Linked DNA regions of Homo sapiens: region 1 is linked to region 2. A link is a loop called in an ENCODE intact Hi-C map of the cell type or tissue named here. Cell type or tissue: heart right ventricle. All regions are shown on one strand. Links, peaks and the distances in the headings refer to the core of each region. The heading gives the core; the rest is flanking DNA.

The links. Peaks named below come from ENCODE experiments on the same cell type or tissue, not always from the same donor. Only the 100,000 strongest peaks of a DNase experiment are listed, where the experiment ranks them.
Region 1: it touches region 2 in a loop (8-fold over the local background); 3 of 110 quality-filtered maps call a loop at or near these places.

What each region holds. Positions count from the first base shown.
Region 1 is chr18:3,095,437-3,098,351 of GRCh38, reverse strand. The region is part of intron 25 of MYOM1 (myomesin 1); the gene reads left to right. Among named protein-coding and RNA genes, the nearest start is that of LPIN2, 84 kb to the right of the region's middle. In heart right ventricle, for the core only: no CTCF peak of the experiment used is centred there; no DNase peak of the experiment used is centred there; H3K27ac peaks cover 1,509 bases.
Region 2 is chr18:3,027,906-3,030,820 of GRCh38, reverse strand. No RefSeq gene overlaps it. Among named protein-coding and RNA genes, the nearest start is that of LPIN2, 16 kb to the right of the region's middle. In heart right ventricle, for the core only: no CTCF peak of the experiment used is centred there; no DNase peak of the experiment used is centred there.

The sequences.
Region 1 (2,915 bases), core at 167-2,666, 68 kb before region 2:
GAGCCGAGATCGTGCCACTGCACTCCAGCCTGGGTGACAGAGCAAGACTCCATCTCAAAAAATAAAAATAAATAAAAATAAAATAAAATAAATGCTGTAAGAGATAATAAATATGGTATTGATGAATCCATGAACTATTCAGGAAAAATATGAACATTAATTGAAACAGACCAGTGATCCCTGAACCTGCTGCCCAACGCAGAAGTCTCCAAGCTACATAAGATGGTTGTACTTTCTACTCTCGAACATTGACAGAAATGGGGAGAAACAGCAGCACCTACTAATCTAGTCAGATAATAAACATTGATTAAGTGTCTAGACAACAACTAGTCCAAACAACATTTACATTCAGCTTAAAGGTTGGAGATGAGAGAAGATGGGGTGTCACTTTTGAGCTCAAGATGCCCAGGCCTCCCTGGAGTTTAGTGTTCATATGGACTTGGAGAGAGAATTAGTCCGGGCAGTAGGCATTGCCTGATGTCATTATCATTTATGCTGAGATATTTTATCTTGCATAAGCCCAAGAACTCTGATTATTGGTGCTACGAGAGAGGGTAGCAGCAAACTCAGTTATCCTTTTATTAGAGACCCAGTGTCGCATTTTGGTAGAGAGACCCTGAGAATGTGATTAAAACTCTGACATTCGGCTGGGCAAGGTGGCTCATGCCTGTAATCCCAGCACTTAGGAAAGCCAAGGCGGGAGGATCACTTGAGCCCAGGAGTTCAAGACCAGCCTGGTCAACATGGTGAAACCCTATCTCTACAAAAATACAAAAATTAGCCAGGTGTGGCCGCAGCTCCTCGAGAGACTGAGGCGGGAGGATCACTTGAGCCCAGCAGTTGGAGGCTGCAGTGAGCCGTGATCATGCCACTGCACTTCAGCCTGGGTGACAGAGTGAGAATCTGTCACAAAAAAATGAGTATAAAAATCACAAAATAACAAACTCTGACATGCAAGTATCAGAGCCCCCAACCCAAGGGTGTTTTGGTTAACCCAAGGAAGCAACATTTTTCAATACTAAAACTCCAGCTCTTTTCTTTCCCCTACCACTATCAGACCAATGAGGTCACAAGGTGAATATCTTCAGAGGTCTGGTGGTAGGATCAAAGTAGCACATGCAATTTCTTGATTCATACCCACTTCCTGTTGGTAAATGCTGGCATGTTGATGAAGTCGTTTTCTTGAGATTTTGTAAAGTTTTAAACTGTCTTATTTCTTAGAGAATGTAATAAAGAGTATAGTATTCCTTTATCCTTTGGCACAGTAAATTCTCCTATTTTAAGCTGTTTTCAAAATTATTTTGAAAACCACTAAACACGTGCCTTAAACCTACAAATAACATATTTCGCTGAGGCACATTAACTGCCAGAGAAAAGAGCCTAAGGAAATTTGGAGCTGAGTAAATAGAAAAAATAGAAATGCACAAAGCTAAAAATAGAAATCGACTTAGTCTATCTTGCCAGTATTGATACTAAATTGCAGTGTGGAAAGATAGCTTATTTGAATATATATCCATACACCAAGAATTCAAGGTATTTTGAGGGGGTGGGTGGAGGGTACACTTTGGTATTATCAGCATGCTGCATAATAGCCCTTCATTTGCAGACACCGGTTTTTACCCCTCTTGTATACATGCACTATATGTGGGGAGGCAAGCACAAGCACGTATACATAAATACAGATATGTTGGTGTGTCCTCTTAGGTGTCAACATATTATATTCTAAAATTAGTGGTTGTAAAATTTAACCAGGTGTGGTGGCTCTCGCCTGTAATCCCAGCTACTCTGGAGGCTAAGGTACAAGAATCTCTTGAACCTGGGAGGTGGAGGTTGCAGTGAGCCGAGATCATGCCATTGCCTAGGTGACAGAGTGAGACTCCATCTCAAAAAAAAAAAAAATGGTGTTTCTAGGGTGTTGTAGAAGCAACTAGAGGAGGAGAGAGATAACAAAATATTAACAGCCAACATTAATAGAGCATTTATTATATGCCAGGCTCTTTATAGAGTATTTAAGCAGTATATATTATTTGAATTCCACAATGACCTTAAAAGGGTTGGTATTGTGGCGATTTGATTTTAGAGGGGAAGAACATGAGGCCCAGAGAGGTTAAGTAACTAGATCATTTGCAAACAGCTGGTTAAACCCAGGTGGTCTGCCTCTGGAGCCTGCTCCCCTGACTGTGATGTGGGCTATCTCTATGTAGGCACGGCCACATTTGCTCCGTGCCCACTGTGGACATTCAAGGCGGCCAGCATTCCCCAGACGATGTTCTCAGGACTCAGGGAGGACAGTGAACATTAAGGGAGCTGGAGACTTCCAGGAGGGCCTGTTCCTCCTCCTCCCTCATCACTCTGGGCCTCTTAGGTAACCTCCTCACTCACATAGTAAGTTTCCTAGAATGAGGTCTCCAGATATTTTTAGAAGAAATTGTGCTTTCTACTCTCCTCAAGACTTAGTTGTAGCAAGCATGAGCATCCTGTAAGGGAGAAGCTTAGCCTCTGCCCTTGCTGCCCTGGTGCACTCAGACATCCTGCTCACACTGGAAAACCACCGTGTGGACAACGAGGACCAAGAGGAATACAGAAGAGAGGGAGTGACCCTGCTCTCAGCTCCACCACCCAGACGTGTTACCACTGTCTCCTGGGGTGCAGTTGAGATTTTGTAAAGAGACCAGTAAAGTGAGGGGAGGAAGATAACCAACCTTCTTGAACACAGACCACTATTCACAGTACCTTAATGTGTTCTCTTACTATATTTACATTTGTTTGTTTGTTTATTTATTTGAGACAGAGTCTCACTTTGTTGCCCAGGCTGGAGTGCAGTGGCGCGATCTCGGCTCACTGCAACCTCCGCCTCCCAGGTTCAAGCAGTTCTCCTGCCTCAGCCTCTTGAGTAGCTGGGATATAGGCGCCCA
Region 2 (2,915 bases), core at 306-2,805:
ACAGAGTCTTGCTCTGTCTCCCAGGCTGGAGGGCAGTGGCGTGATCTTGGCTCACTGCAACCTCCGCCTCCCAGGTTCAAGCGATTCTCCTGCCTCAGCCTCCCAAGTAGCCGAGATTACAGGCATGCGCCACCATGCCCAGCTAATTTTTGTATTTTTAGTAGAGACAGGGTTTCACCATACTGGCCAGGTTGGTTTCGAACTCCTGACCTCAGGTGATTCGCCCACCTCAGCCTCCCAAAGTGCTGGGATTACAGGTATGAGCAACCGCGCCCGGCCTCTTTTTTATTGTTTTTATTTTTATTTTTAATTTTTAAATTTTTTTTAAATTTTATTTATCTTTTTTTTGAGACGGAGTCTCACTCTGTCATCCAGGCTGGAGTGCAGTGGCACGATCTTGACTCACTGCAAGCTCCGCCTCTCGGGTTCATGCCATTCTCCTGCCTCAGCCTCCCGAGTAGCTGGGACTACAGGTGCCCGCCACCACACCCGGCTAATTTTTCGTATTTTTAGTGGAGACAGAATTTCACCATGTTGGCCAGGATGGTCTCGATCTCCTGACATTGTGATCCGCCCGCCTCGGCCTCCCAAAGTGCTGGGATTACAGGCGTGAGCCACCGTGCCCGGCCTCTTTTTTATTTTTACTTTTTGTAGAGATAGGGTCTCACTTTGTTGCCCAGGCTAGTCTTGAACTCCTGGCTTCAAGTGATCCTCCTGCTTTGGCCTCCCAAAGTGCTGGGATTACAGGCATGAGCCACCGCGCCTCGTCCCTGATCCCACTTTCCAACAGTGATATGAAAGAAAGTTTTATTGAACATTATTAGGAGGTTTTTGAGTGCCACTCAGAAATGAGTTGATAAGACTCTCTGACGCCGGGGGGCTGGCTTTTCAGGAGGCTTCTATCTCCAAAACAATAATAAAAACAAAACAACATGTCCTCTAGGAGGCTAAAAAGGGAAGAGGTAAAGAGATGTCAGCTCTGCAGGAAAAGCTTTCCAGGCCCCGGCATGCTCTTCTATATGGTGATCTAAATTTAGACTCCAATCTGAAAGCAGGAGACAGACTGTTTGTTTCCATTGTAAATTCCACTTTCCCGGTTTGAATTTCCTTTAGAATCTTGTGGAGTCATTTCAAAAACTCCCATCCCAGGCTGCATCTGCTTCCAGACGGTAGACACACAGAGCTGTGTTTTGGGGTACAGGAACACAGGAAGATTACAGAAAACTTCTCAAAAGTTGAGAACCCGTGCAACTTGGAAAGGAAGGTCATTATTTGACTGTGACAGCATCAGCTATGAGGAAGGTTTTCTTCACAGTGCCCTACCTTCGCCCCCACACTGCTCTTGTTTCTTGTCCACAGAGCAGTGGGTTACTAAAGCTGATGGCTGATTGCCGATTGCATGCAGATGCCTGGGGTTCCTCCTTGTCAGCCTCCTCCTTGCCACTCCCCTGTTTGTGCCTTTCTTTTATCGCTTCCCTCCTGGGCTGACACAGAAGGTCTCAGTACTGTGTGTGTTGTGTTTTGAGGGGAGGTTGGAGCCGGAGTGGGATGTGTTATCTGAGGGTGAGGGAGGGTTGGGGACGGCAGAAATTCCAACGAGGAAACATTGGAAAATCTGTCCTTGTTCTTTCTTCCTGTATTCTTTGAGACATGTGATGATGCTTTCTTGTCCTCCTAGAAGTTAGTGGTCACAAACTAGGCCATCCCTGGGTTCAAAAGTAGTCTCCTTATAAAAGTTTTTTTGTTTTGTTTTGAGGAAGGGTCTGTCACCCAGACTAGAGTGCAGTGGTGCAATCTGGGCTCACTGCAACCTCTGCCTCCCAGGCTCAAGCAATCCTCCCACCTCAGCCTCCTGAGTAGCTGGAACTACAGGCATGAGCCACCACACCTAGTTAATTTTTGTATTTTTGTAGAGACGAGGTCTCACCACCTTGCCCAGGTTGGTCTCGAATTCCTGGGCTAAAGCAGTCGGCCCGCATCGCCCTCCCAGAGTGCTGGGATTACAGGTGTGAGCCACCACGCCTGGCTAGATTAGCTAATTTTAATAACTACATAGTGCTTAAAATTACTGAGCATTTATTTCATCACTTCTGGGGATTTTTACTTAATGACGGAAGAATCTCCTAGTGAGAACACTGAAATTCTGTTTCTACCAGAGTAGAAAATAGTCTGCAAAGCCATACACCTTCCCCTTAATTTTTCTAACATTGGGAAAAATTTGTCTAACATTAATAAGCCATTTAGATAAATAAGGAGAAAGAAAACAAAAAACTTTGTGCTGTCAACAAAAATTTATTGAATTAGAAGAACTTTCATGTAGGAGAAAATTGGAAGAGGAAAAAGAAGAGTGAAGTGTGAGAGACAACCACTCTTTTTTGCTGAAATAGAGTCACTTCCCTAACAAGATTTCACTTTCCTGATGTTAAATAAAAATTATGTTCAGGTGTGGTGGTGTATCCCTATAGTCTCAGCTATTAGGGAGGCTGAGGTGGGAGGATCACTTGAGCCCGGGAAGTGGAGGCTGCGGTGAGCCATGATTGTGCCACTGCACTCCAGCCTGGGTGACAGAGCAAGACCCTGTCTCAAAAAAAAAAAAAAAAAGAAAAAAGAAAAAAAAATCATGGGAGGTCGTTGTTTCAGACTAAGCTCCTGCACTAGGCCCCAATAGACCAGACTAAAAATTAAAATGGAGTCATCCATGCTACAGTTTCACATCACCAAACCCAAACTAAATTGTTATTTGACCTTCCAAGCAATCACGAGAGAGATAACAGCCAATTTCCCAAACAGGCCAGTGTAAATCTTCAGTCTGCAGGATAACGGCGTTCCCCCTGCTGTAATTCTTATGTAAAAAAGAAGCAGACTGACCTAATATTAACTAATCAGTTATTTTTGTATTGTTCTGTCTCCCTGTC